Regions from separate parts of the Homo sapiens genome. Here region 2 is linked to region 1. Evidence: chromatin contacts called from ENCODE Hi-C data. All regions are on one chromosome and are shown on one strand. Each heading gives the region's core, a stretch centred on a gene start or an enhancer-like site at or near the end of the contact. The rest is flanking DNA. Distances are from core to core; before and after follow the strand shown.

Region 1 (6,411 bases), core at 2,039-4,538:
GGGTGGGACATATTGGTGGCTTCAGACAACACTTTTTTTTTTTTTTTTTTGAGACAGGGTCTCTCTGTCACCCATGCTGGAGTGCAGTGATGCAATCATAACTCACTGCAGCCTTGACCTCTTAGGCTCCTGCCTCAGCCTCTTGAGTAGCTGGGATTACAGGCAGATGCCACCACACCCAGCTGATTTTTTATTTTACTTTTTGGAGTCAAGGGTTATTGTTATGTTGACCAGGCTGGTCTCGAACTCCTGGGCTCAGGTAATCCTCCCACCTTGGCCTCCCGGAGTTCTGGGATTACAGACATGGGCAACTACACCCGGCCTAGACAACACTTCTTTCTCTTTTTTGAGACAGGGTCTCACTCTGTCCCCTAGGCTGGAGTGCAGTGGTGCAATCGTAGCTCACCACAGCCTCAACCTCCTGGGTTCAAGTGATCCTCCCACCTCAGCCTCCCGAATAGCTGAGACTACAGGCTCACACCACTAGGCCAGGCTGATGTTTTGTTTTTTGAGATGGTGTCTCACGCTGTCACCCAGGCCAGAGTGCAGTGGCACGATCTCGGCTCACTGCAACCTCTGCCTCCCAGGTTCAAGAGAGTCTCCTGCCTCAGCCTCCCAAGTAGCTGGGATTATAGGCATGTGCCACCACACCCAGCTAATTTTTGTATTTTTAGTAGAGATAGGGTTTTGCCATGTTGGCCAGGCTGATCTCAAACTCCTGACTTCAGGTGATCCTTCTGCCTCGGCCTCCCAAAGTGCTGGGATTACATGCGTGAGTCACTGGGCCCAGCCATGTTTGTATTTTTTATAGAGATGGGGTTTCGCCATGTTGCCTAGGCTGATCTCAAACTCCTGGACTCAAGTGATCTGCCTGCCTCAGCCTCCCAAAGCGCTGGGATTACAGGCTGTAGCCACTGGCCAACACATTATTTCATTAAAAGACCTGTTTAGGGGTTTGCCTCTCCTCTCGTACTGGGACCTCGCTGAGATGGGGGCAGGATCAGGTTGAGGGAGGAGGTGTTCCATGAATGTTTGAAGCAAACAGGGTGTTTCTCCCCACGAAGGGTTTTTCATGTGATTATTTGTTTATTTATTTATTTATTTTAAAGAGACAGGGTTGCACTATATTGCCACGTTGGCCAAGCTGGTCTGACCTCAGGTGATCCGCCCACCTCGGCCTCCCAAAGTGCTGGGATTACAGGCATGAGCCACCATACCCAGCCTTTTTTTGAGACAGGGTCTTGCTCTGTCACCCAGGCTGGAGTGCAGTGATGCAATCTCAGCTCACTGCAGCCTCAACATACTGGGCTCAAGTGATCCTCCCACCTCAGCCTCCTGAGTAGCTGGGACCGCAAGCCTGCACCACCACGCCTGGTTAATTTTTAATTTTTTTTTTAGAGCTGGGGTCTCTCTACATTGCCCGGGGCTGGTCTCAGACTCGCCCTGCCTCCCATGTGATCTCCCCAGAGGCCCGCCCTGTAGCTACGCAGGGCCCATGGGCTGAGAAATGTTTGGGGAAACAGAGTCTGGGTGTATTACCTAAATCAACCAGAATGGGATGGGGAGCCAGGATTCAAACCAAACTCTGGGGATCCCCTTCATTGCCTCTGGTCTCCTGGAAGGGGGAGGGGGCAGGAGTTCAGATCCCTCTCACCTGAGAGATTCTGAGCCCTCCTTATAGGGGCGGGGCAGGGGTGGAGCCCACAGGAGGTAGGAAGGGGCTTGCTCACTGAGGCCACACGGGGGCGCCAGAGACCAGAGGAGGGACAGGCGCTCCAGCCAGCATTAGGGAACCGGAGATAGGGAAGGGCTCCTGGGTGGGAAGATGGGCCTCTCCTCCGCTGCCCCTCGTGGACACCCCTGGTGAGGCCTCTGGGCCCTGCCTCACTCCCTGTGTGACCTCAGGCAAGTCCCTTAACCTCTCTGGTAAGTTCTCAGAAAGGTTCATCCCCAGCCATCTGTCCATCCCCACACAGTATAGCTGAGTGGACACTGAGTCCCAGGGCTGAGGCCAGGGCTGCACGGGGCAGGGCTGGGACTGGCATTCGGCACCTCCCGCCTCTCACACGTGATTCTTTCTGGTCCTTTATTAGTTTTTGTCACATCTGTCTTGTAAGCCTCAATTTCCTTGTCTGTAAAAGGGGGTTGGGTCCGGGCATGGTGGCTCATGCCTGTAAGCCCAGCATTTTGGGAGGCCGAGGTGGGAGGATCACTTGAGCCCAGAAGTTCAAGATCAGCCTGGGTGACATAGTGAGACCTCATCTCTACAAACGAACTTAAAAATTAGCTGAGTGTGGTGGTGAGAGCCTGTAGTTCCAGCTACTCGGGAGGCCAAGGTGGGCGGATCACTTGAGCCCAGGAATTCAAGACCAGCCTGGTCAACATGGCAAAACCCTGTCTCTACTAAAAATACAAAAATTAGCCTGGAATGGTGACACACACCTGCAGTCCCAGCTACTCGGGAGGCTGAGAAAGGAGAATCACTTGAACCTGGGAGGCAGAGCTTGCAGTGAGCTGAGATTGTGCCACTGCACTCCAGCCTAGGTGACAGAATGAGACCATGTCTCCAAAATAAATAAATAAATAAAAATAAAGGGGGAGGGTTGGGCCCCCTGCTCATTCCTTTGCAGCTCCAATGGAAGGAAGTCTGTAAAGGCTCAGTCTCTTTCTGAGCTTATTCCAGCCTTAGCAAGCAGCCAGGCCTCCAGCCCTGACTGCCCGAAGCAGCTCCAGGGCATGGCACCATGTTGGCTCAGCAGATCTGTTTTCTGATCCTGTGGGGCCAGACCACTAGGGCCACAGCAGCCTTGACACGCTCCCCACAGAGCCCTGAGCATGGCACAGCCCAAGGCCCAGCTCACAGGGATGGGTGAGTCTTGACAGGAGACACCCCCGAGAGCCTCAGTCACACCCTGTCCAGGCAGTCAGGCCACCCTCTTTCCTTTCCTTCTCACCAGGGTACCTTCATTCAAATGCCTCCTCCATGGTCGACTACTCCCCAGGTGCAGGAGGGCTCAGCTACCCCCCGCAGCCTCTCACTCATCCCGCAAGCCCCTTGGTACTGAGGGACATCACTAGCTCTCTCACCCAGCTCTGTGGGGAGCACTCATGCTGATAACAGCTTGCAAGTGTAAGGGGCCTCTTGGTAACTTAAAGTGACTTTAGATCTATTATCTTCACAAGGGCCACACTAGGAGAGAGTTATTACCCTCCTTTATAGACTAATGCATGGAAGCTGGGGAGGGAGGTGGTGCCAGCCTTGAGCTCCTTCCTTGAGTGCAGACTCGCCCTGCAGAGGGCAGGTGTGTTGGGGCAGGGAGAGGACCTGAGAACCCAGCATGAGGAAGTGGCAGGGAACCCTGTGTCTGCCCCCAAGGGCATAGCCCTCTGTGGCTGGGAGCCCAGACACAAGGCAGGTTGCCCAGGTCTGTGGCATCCTGGCCACATTGGAGGGCTGCTGAGCCCAGGGTTGGAGCGCCCCCTTCCTCAAAGTCCTGAGAATCAGCCTTCAGGGGAAGGCCTAGGATGAGAGTCTCCAGCCGTGGCCTCGGGAAGCAGCTCCCACCAGATGGTTCTTCAGGGCTGGCAGGAATGGCGGCCGCCCCCTGCCCTTAGCCACTCTGGAAACGTGCACATGGCATAGTGGCCCGCTCCTACCCAGGAGGTCAGGACATGAGAGGCTGGCCTTGGGTCCTGCAGCCCTGCCCGCTGCTGACCAGGCGTGGGGCCTTGGGTAGATCTCTTCCTCACTCTCTGGACGCTGTCTTTTTGTGTATAATGGAGAACTGCACCTGTTCAGGTGTGAGAGACAAATGAGCTTCCCAGTATGGCCACCAATGGCCGTCCCAACCTTTCTCTGAAGGAGCACGGGCGGCAATGTGATTGGAGCCGGGGAGCTCCCTAAGCCCACCCTTGAGCCTCAGATGCCTGGCTCTTATTTGAAGGTGCGTCTGTTGGGATGGCTTTGGGAAGGAGCTGATGCAAATGCTAGGGGTGTGGACCCCCCAGTCCCCCAGCTAGTCCTGGCAGCCCCCTCCCCAACCCCATCTGCCCAGCACCAGGGGCGTGTCCTATGAAAAGTCCAAAGCTCCAAATGGGTGGACATATGGTGGTTTCATCATCCTGGTTTTTCTTCCAAAAACCTTCCCTGCAGTGTTCCAACAAGCCATAGGGGCTCCCACGCTCTGCAGCGGCTGCAGCCCCATGTGGTTTTACAATTATCAGTCCCTCTGGGTGCACAGGAAGCCAGGCCCGAGCCCACTTGGCCACCACCTCACTAGCCTACAGGCGCCACTGAGTCTGGGAGCTGCTTCAGGGAAGGGAGGGGCTGGCCTGTTTTGTTCTGGGTATTGGGTGAGGTGCCCTGCTCCCTGCACCCCACCCGACTAACCTCCTTGGGGTGCTTGGCAAAGGCCGCTCAAGGTGGGTGTCCTCGGGCTCTGCCTCTGTGGGCCACATCTGTTCCTGAATTAAGGCTTGAGGAAATGGCCTCAGTGGGGGAAGAGATCTGGCTAGAGTGGCAGAGCTGGGAGTTGAACTCAGGGCGGTCTCCCCAAGGCTGCCCTCCACGTGCTGCCAGACCTGGTGCGCTTTTAACACAGGAGTGGTGGCCGGATGTTCTCACCTCCCAACTCTCACCACCTTGCTGGCCGTGGCCGGGCAAGTCCTATGACTAGCCCATTTGATTTATTTTATGTATTTATTTTTGAGACGTAGTCTTGCTCTGACGCCCAGGCTGCAGTGCGATGGTGCGATCTTGGCTCACTGCAAACTCTGCCTCCTGGGTTCAAGCGATTCTTGTGCCTTGGCCTCCCAAGTAGCTGGCATTATAGGCGAGAGCCAGCACATCTGGCTAATTTTTGTATTTTTAGTAGAGACAGGGTTTCACCGTATTGGCCAGGCTGGTCTCAAACTCCTGACCTTATGTGATCCACTCTCCTCGGCCTCTCAAATTGCTGAGATTACAGATGTGAGCCACCGTACCCGGCCATTATTTATTTTTTACTGGTCTATTCTTCTAGAACACCCATTTGAGATAAGAACAGGGCACTGACTGGATTTGTGGTTAACTTCTTTTCTAAGGAGAAGAAATGTTTATTTAAAAAAAATTTTTTTTAAATAGAGACAGTGTCTCACTGTGTTGCCCAGGCTGGAGTACAGTGATGCCATCATAGCTCACTGCAGCCTCAAACTCCCAGGCTCAAGTGAACCTTCCACCTCAGCCTCTCAAGTAGCTGGGACTACCCACAGACACCCATCACCACTCTTGGCTAATTTTTGTTTTGGTAGAGATGGTGTGGGGGCGGGGGGGGGGGCGGGTCTCACTATGTTGCCCAGGCTGGTCTTGAACTCCCGGCCTCACACGACCCCACCTCACCCCCAACCTTGGTCTCCCAAAGTGCTGGGATTATAGGTGTGAACCAAACCCAGCCAGAAATGTTTATTCTGAATGAGATCTTACAAGGAACTGCAACATAGAAAACAGCTGTGCATGGCCAGAGGCAGTGGGCGGGCCCTTTGCCTCTTGGGTCCTGGGCTGTGAGGTGCTGCGTGGGCGACAGATTGCCCTGAAGGCCTCAGTCCACGGGCTCTGGTAGCTGGGTGGCAATGCCCCTCCTTTGCCCCAGGCCAGCCTCTGAAGAGGAGGCTTCTTCCCCAGGGTCATGGCCAGCTATGGATCTAGGGAGGAGGCGAGGGCTGGGACTAGCCCTCTAGGTGGGCGGCCACATCTCTGACCACATCCTCTGGTCCTCCCTGAACCCCGGTCGGAGCCCAAAGATGATCCCCAACCTGTAGAACCGAAACCAGGGCTATGAACTCTGGGGCAGACACCTGCCCTCAGCCCCTTTCAAGCCTCAGATCAGCAGGCGCTTCCTGGGGCAGCCCCAGGGGGTTCACAGCCCCTCTGTGGCCACACAGAGCCCTGCAGGTGGAGTGCTCCGGGAAGGAGAGCGGGCGGCCAGGCAGCACTTCCCTTCCTCCTAGTTCAGGGGCACTGCTAAGTTCTGTGCCTTCTCTAATGTGCTCACAGCTTGAACAAAAATGCTCCACCTCCCTTGGGTGACCCCTGCCCCAAGCTTTCAGGACCCCAGGCTGGAGTGACAGCATTTAACCTTTAATGTGGGTCTCTCAGCCCTGAGTACAGCTGCAGTCTAAGGGTGGGGTTGGGGGGATCTACCGTTTTTTCCTCTTAGTGTGTGCTTTGGATTAGTAACCTGATGGAAAGCACGCTGGAGTTGGACGGCCTGGTTTGCATCTGCTTCTACCACCTTTGTTATTTCGGCAGTCCTCAGTCTCGGACTCTCCCTCTGTGAAATGGGGGAACATGAACTTCCTCAGATCGTGACAGCGCAGCTCCACCTGGCACAGGGTGAATGCCCACAGGTGGCAGCTGAGTGACGCAGGGAGGGC
Region 2 (7,097 bases), core at 1,603-4,102, 380 kb after region 1:
CAAAAGCACCATTATAAATACCATTTATTATAAGATAGTTACCATTTATTATCAATAAGCATCATTTCTCAAGCCCCATGCCGGGCACTAGGCTGAGAGCTTTATGTATGTAATCTCATTTCATGTCTCATTTTTGACAAAGAGGAAATTGAAGTGGGGACAGGACGGGTAACTTGCCTGAGAACACACAGTAGGAAGTGGCAGAACCACTTGGAACCCCTGCTCTTATCTGACTCAATCTCCGAGTCTATACCAGGAATGGGGTGGGAGGCCCTCCAGAACCGCAGAACCTCAGTAGTGTTGGAGTTCGTGTTGGAGCTTCTCAACACCCTGGAAACAGTGTGTTGGCACTTCTCAACACCCCTCAAGTGCCATCAGTCCTTGGACGGAGCGGAGACAAGGGCCAGCCACCTCACCAAAGACCTCAACCCCAGCTCTCCTCCACACAGACGAAGGGGTTCCCAGCAGGGATGTGGGGTCCGAGCTCCCTCGCTTTCCCTGAGCAGAGTCTTCTTACCTAGGTGATGAGCTCCTACATCCAAAGCGAGTTTGCAAGTGTCTGCACCTCCAACTCAATCTTGGACCTCTTCCGAACCCCGGCCATCCGCAAGGTCACATGCTGTCTCATGGTGATTTGGTAGGTGACAGGCTCATGCCCAAGACTTTCACCTGAGGCAGGGGCATGCTCTCTGCCCCCACTGAAAAACTCTGTTCTGAAATACTCTTAATGCAATGAGCAGGTGAGCCGTGTGAACTCAATCTCTTCCCACACCCTTTTTCCAGCACTCGGCCTCTGCTGGATGCTGAGATGTGGTGACAGATGAGATATCATGCTAACCCAGGAACCCCACTTCTGGGCAGTGGGTCTCACCTGGGTGGGAGGACTATTGGAATCACCAAGGCAGCTTTTCCAGAATGTAATTTGTCCCATCCTGATATGCCCTTTGGGCTGGCTCTCCAGTGGATTCTGGGAAGTGTCGCACTCTGGAAAAAACACTTCTGGATCCAGGAGGGGATAGACAGGAAAATTGTAATTTTCATGCAGTGAGACAAGTATCCTAACAGCATTTCTGCTAGCTGGGGCTGCTGACGGCTTCAGGCAGGAGATAGCATTTAGACTGCTTTTAAAAGATGGTTAATTGGCTGGGTGCGGTGGCTCACGCCTGTAATCCCAGCACTTTGGGAGGCCGAGGTGGGTGGATCATGAGGTCAGGAGATTGAGACCATCCTGGCTAACATGGTGAAACCCCGTCTTTACCAAAAATACAAAAAATTAGCCGGGCATGGTGGCGGGCACCTGTAGTCCCAGCTACTCGGGAGGCTGAGGCAGGAGAATGGCGTCAACCCGGGAGGCGGAGCTTGCAGTGAGCCGAGATCATGCCATTGCACTCCAGCCTGGGCGACAGAGCAAGACTCTGTCTCAAAAAAAAAAAAAAAAAAAAAAAGATGGTTAATCAAGTTTGCAAGGTGGGCAGGAAGGAATACCTAACAGGTTCACAGGCATGAAGATGTGAAATGGACAAAAATACAAAGGCAGCCCATATGCAGTAGCACCACCAGCTGCAAGCTGACAAATCCTAAGGGGAAGGGCTGATAAAAAACAACCGTGTTGATTTCATTCCACTGGATTTCCTGCACATTTAAATAATTGGTATTGATACTTATGAAGCAGGGAGTGCAGGCAATGAATTACTATCTCCTTCCTTCCTTCCTCTCTCTTTCTCTTTCTTTCCTTCTCTCCTTCCTTCCCCCCTCCCCTCCCCTCCCCTCCCCTCCCCTCTCCTCTCCTTTCTTTCCACGGAGTCTCCCTCTGTCTTCAGGCTGGAGTGCAATGGTGCGATCTCGGCTCACTGCAACCTCCGCCTCCCGGGCTCAGGTGATTCTTCTGCCTCAGTCTCCCAAGTAGCTAGGACTACAGGCACATGCCACCAAACCCAGCTAATTTTTGTATTTTTAGTAGAGACGGGAACTATCTGTTTTCTGTAGCAGACTGGGGAGTCTCTTTTAGTAGATATCAGCTGGGCTCTGAGGCCAGACTATCCAAGTGACCTGAGCAAGTCAGGGAGCCCAGCCTCCTGGGGCCTCTTTCCTACTTCTGTAAGGTCCTTGTGAGGATCCAGAGTTAAGACATGAGGCCAGCCCGGGTGACTCATGTGTGTAATCCCAGCACTACGGGAAGCAGAGGCGGGAGGATTGTTTGAGCCCAGGAGTTCCAGACCAGCCTGGTCAACATAGGGAGACGCCCACTACCTGGGGGTGGAGGGGTATGTATACCTGTGGTTCCAGCTACTTGGGACGCTGAGGTGGGAGAATTGCTTGAGCCCAGGAGTTTGAGGCTGCAGTGCCCTGTGATTGCACCACTGCACTCCAGCCTAGCTGACAGAGCGAGATCCCATCTCAAAAAAACAAAAACAAAAACCAGTTAAAGCACGTAAAGCACTTAAACCACAGGTTGCCCCCTGGGAAGCTCTGGGGTATAGAGTCTTTCCTCCGGTTTGGATTTGGGGCTGTGACCCCTGTGTACTGGGAAGATGGGACGGCCCCCAACTCTGGGAGGCTGTGAGGCCTTCTGTCCCCAACAGCGTGGCAGGCAGCGCAGTTCCGGCTCTGGGGAGCAAGGGGGCTCCTGCGAACCCGAGTCCAGGAATGGGCGTCTTCCTGCGGTAGCCCCTGCCGGCCTGGGCTTGCCCTTCGTCCACCTTCCTCTTTCCGCGAGGGAGAAACAGATCCTGAGTTCAAAATTCCAGAGCTGAAAGTCCTCTCTTGGATCCTTCTGGAAACAGCAAAAGCCCGTTTTTGCTGAGAAAGTGACTCGGCAGCTATCCGGAGCTCTCTGCCTGCAGGTGGGGCCATTCTCCTATGGAGCCGACCCGACCCGCTCAAAGCTGCCCCGGGAACCGCAGGTTTGGTTCGCGCACGCCGGGACTTGCCAACCGCACCCGAAAAATCGGGGCCATGTCCAAATGTTTCGCTTCGCTGCCGGCAGGGAGCCGCGCCGGGCTCGCTCCTGGGATCAACTGCACAGTCCTGGCTTTGGGGAGCGGGAGGCGGTGAGCCTGCCCGCCCCCCGACCCCTTCCTCACCAGTGTGTCTGGGGTGAGGTGGGGATGGGGAGTCCTGGGGTTCGAAAAAGGATGGGGGAGGAGAAAGAGGAAGTGTTAGGAACTGGTGAACTTTCACAAACTTCCACAAACCCTATTGTAAATGCCTTCAATTAACTGGGATTTTTTTCTTTACTGGTTGATTGATTTAAGACAAGGTCTTGCTCGGGCACCCAGGCTGCAGTGCAGTGGCACAATCATAGCTCACTGCGGCCTCGACCTCCCAGGCTCAAACGATCCTCCCACCTCAGCCTCTGTAGTAGCTAGGACTACAGGTGCCTGCCACCAAGCCCGGGCTCATTTTTAAAAATAGAGATGGGGTGGGGTCTTGCAATGTCGCCCAGGCTGGTCTAGAACTCCTGGACTGAAGCGATCCTCCCCCTTGGTCTCCCAAAGGGCTGGAATAACAGGGTTGAGCCACCTTGTAGTTTTTTTCTAAATTCTGAGAAGCATGCATACTCATTGTTAAAAACATTTTTTCCCCAAACAATCCAGAAACAGGCAGTGTAGTTCATTGGTTAAGAAGCAGGACTCGAACGTACTCCTTTGGTTTGAATCTCAGCTCTGCCACTTACTGGCTTTGTGATCCTTGACAAGTTACTTAACCGCTCTGTGCCTCAGTTTCTCCATTTGTAACATGGGCATCATAATAGAACCTACCACATAAGGCTGTTGTGAAAATTAGTCTGTAAAGCAGGTAGAACAGTGCCTGAATATGAGTTGTTTTCTGTTATCAGGTACATAAGTGCATGTCCCTCTCAACCTACTCTCCCTTCCACCTCTGAACATCTCCCATCTCCCATTTCTGTCAGGCATGAATTTGTATCCTTGCAGCTCTTAGTACATACATGACACCCACATACTTACACACACACACACACACACGTTCTTATAGAAATGGATTTAATAGGGGCTGGGTGTGGTGGCTCATGCCTGTAATCCCAGCACTTTGGGAGGCCGAGGTGGGCGGATCACTTGAGTCAGGAGTTCGAGACCAGCCTGTCCAACATGGTGAAACTCCATCTCTACTGAAAATATAAAAATTAGCCAGGTGTGGTGGCACGCACCTGTAGTCCCAACTACTCAGGAGGCTGAGGCAGGCGAATCACTTGAACCCGGGAGACAGAGGCTGCAGTGAGCCAAGATCTCGCCACTGTACTCCAGCCTGGGCAACAGAGCGAGACAGAGTGTCTCAAGAGAAAAAAAAAAAAGGATTAATACTCTACCTCTTCTGCTTTTGTTTTTTTAATAACTTAATCACATCTGTAAAAACTTTTACAACATTACATGTAACCAGCTTCCGGCATGTGATAGCTTTGCAATAAATATTTGATGAGTGAATGAACCAATGAGTGAATGAATGAATTTTAGAATATTGTGAGCCACAGAATTATAAGATGAAAAGGAATCTTAGAGAATGTCTGGTCCATTCTCCCTGCCACTGCCAATCTCGCCTGAGTGGCAATGCTGGCTAGTCGTGGTCCAGTCTCTCTGGGAAGACTCCGTTTCTAGAGCTCACATTCTCAGGAGCCTTTCCCCCTTCTTTCCTCCTAGGTGAGCAGACACGTTAACAAGCAAAAGAACTGAATGTAAAACTGGTGGTTTTTGACTGAGTGTCCCTCAAATTTCTCAATGGCCACTTTATTTTTTGTGAATGTTATAGTCTTATATTGCTTATAACAAATCACCATAATTTAGTGGCTTAAAATAACACCCATTTATGAGCTTACAATTCTGCAGGCCAGAAGTGCCAGCTGGGTTCTCTGCTCAGGCTCTTAGGAGGCTGAAACGAAGCCTCCTTTCTGGAGGCTCTGGGGAAGAATTCACAGCCAAGTTCATTTCAATTGTTGGTTCGATTTAACTGCTTGCAGCTGTAGGATTTATGTCTCCATTTCCTCACAGGCTGTTCATAAAAGCCACCTACATTCCTGGCTAAGTGGCCTCCTCCACCTCAAAGGAATATCTTCCTCATATCAAATCTCTCCCATGCTTTGAATCTCCAACTCCCAGTCTTTGACCTCTAGACCCAGATTTAAATCTCATGTTATTAGATCAGGCCCTCCCAGAAAAATCTCTGTTTTAAAGTTAAGTGATTTGGGACCTTAATTACATCTGCAAAATCCTTTCACAACACCTAGATTAGTGTTTGAATAACTGGGAGAAGGTTTGTGTACACCCGGGCCAGGAATTTGATGGACCATCTTGGAGTTCTTCTTCCCACATACAGGTTTATTTGTTTTTTTGTTTTTGTTTTTGTTTTTGTTTTTTCAAGGCAGAGTCTCACTCTGTCACCCAGGCTGGAGTGCAGTAGTGCCATCTCAGCTCACCGCAACCTCTGTCTCCTGTGTTCAAGCAATTCTCCTGCCTCAGCCTCCTGAGTAGCTGGGACTACAGGTATGTGCCACCATGCCCAGCTAGTTTTTGTATTTTTAGTAGAGACGGGTTTTCTCTATGTGGGCCAGGCTGGTCTCGAACTCCTGACCTGAAGGGATCTGTCTGCCTCAGCCTCCCAAAATGCTGGGATTACAGGCATGAGCCACCGCACGTGGCCCACATATACTTTTTATTGAAGTATAACACACATGCAAAAATGCACAAGGCTCAGCTTGACAAATTCTCACAAACTGTACACACCCATTAATCAACACACTGGTCAAGAAACAGAACATGATCAGCCTCCAGAAACCCCGTCCCCCCATGTCTTCTTCAGTCATTACCCTCCCCTATGGGAATCACTATCCTTATTTCTAATGCCACAGATTACATTAGCCTGTTTTTGGGCTTTATATAACTTGAGCTACATAGTTTTTGTAATTTATACCGTTTGTGAGATGCACTCATGTTGTCATATGTAATTTAGTTCGTTCTTTCTTCGTGTATAACAATCCATGGTACGAATATACTACTTGTGGTAGACAGAATAATGACCCCCAAAGATGTTTGAATCTTTATAGCTTTTCTGTAAATATATATTTATTACAAAATAAAAATTATTTTTAAAAAGCAAGGTATGCAGTAGAATAAGATACTTGCAGAAACCAATATCCAACAAAAAACCATATCCAGAAAATATATCTACGTCTATATATAATGTATATATATTACTAGAAATCAATAAGTAACATTCGTCCCCATCCTAATCCCTGGAATCTATAAATATGTTACCTTCTATGGCAAAAGGGACTTTGCAGATGTAACTAAGGATCTTGAAGGAGGATTACCCTGGATCATCTGAGTGGGCCCAGTACGATCACAAGGGTCCCTACAAGTGGAAGAAGAAGGTCAGAGTGAGAGAGAGACCTTTGGAGACGCTGTGTGCTGCTGGCTTTGAAGACAGAGGAAGGAGCCACAAGTCAAGGAATGCAGGCAGCCTCTAGAAGCTGGCAAAGGCAAGCAAACAGATTCTCCCATGGAGTCTTCAGAAGGAACACAGCCCTGCCCACACTCTGACATTAGCTCAGTAACACACGTTAGGCTTCTCACTTCCAGAAGTGTAAGATAATACATTTGTGTTGTTCTATGGCACTAAATTTGTGGTAATCTGTTACAGCAGCAATTGGAAACTAATACAGAAACGTTACCAATTTTTTTTTTTCTGAGACGGAGTCTCGCCCTGTTGCCCAGGCTGGAGTGCAGTGGCACGATCTCAGCTCACTGCAACCTCCTCCGCCTCCTGGGTTCAAGCAATTCTCTGCCTCAGCCTCCCGAGTAGCTGGGACTACAGGCGCGTGCCACCACGCCCGGCTAATTTTTTGTATTTTTAGTAGAGACAGGATGGTCTCAATCTCCTGACCTTGTGATCCGCAGATCTCGGCCTCCTGAAGTGCTGGGATTACAGTCGTGAGCCACCGCGCCCAGTCTACCTATTTTATTGCTGAAGAACATTGGGCTTTTCCCAGGTTGGGCTGTTACAAATACTGCTGCTATAAATATTCTTGTACATTTCTCTTGGTGAAAAAACACACTTGTCTGTCCTTCCTTCCTTCCATCCTTCCT

What was found. A loop is a pair of places that touch in the nucleus more often than their neighbours do. Pooled maps may share reads with other maps.
Region 2: a loop to region 1 is called in a pooled map, with 2.1 times the contacts of the local background. The contact joins two enhancer-like sites. A Hi-C loop is called at or near these places in 2 of 50 pooled maps.

Annotation. Positions count from the first base shown.
Region 1 is chr11:64,845,548-64,851,958 of GRCh38, forward strand. It overlaps EHD1 (EH domain containing 1), which reads right to left. Exons shown (of 5, transcript NM_006795.4): 5 at 6,095-6,411. Among named protein-coding and RNA genes, the nearest start is that of CDC42BPG, 4.1 kb to the left of the region's middle. RefSeq lists a silencer at 1,602-1,691 and enhancers at 1,992-2,061, 6,118-6,167, 6,338-6,411. Within about 2 kb of position 3,289, at least 17 of the 41 ENCODE cell types and tissues checked have a DNase peak (open chromatin) inside an H3K27ac peak, as active enhancers do.
Region 2 is chr11:65,222,944-65,230,040 of GRCh38, forward strand. It overlaps the pseudogene SLC22A20P. Among named protein-coding and RNA genes, the nearest start is that of POLA2, 35 kb to the right of the region's middle. RefSeq lists an enhancer at 2,927-3,126. Within about 2 kb of position 2,853, at least 17 of the 41 ENCODE cell types and tissues checked have a DNase peak (open chromatin) inside an H3K27ac peak, as active enhancers do.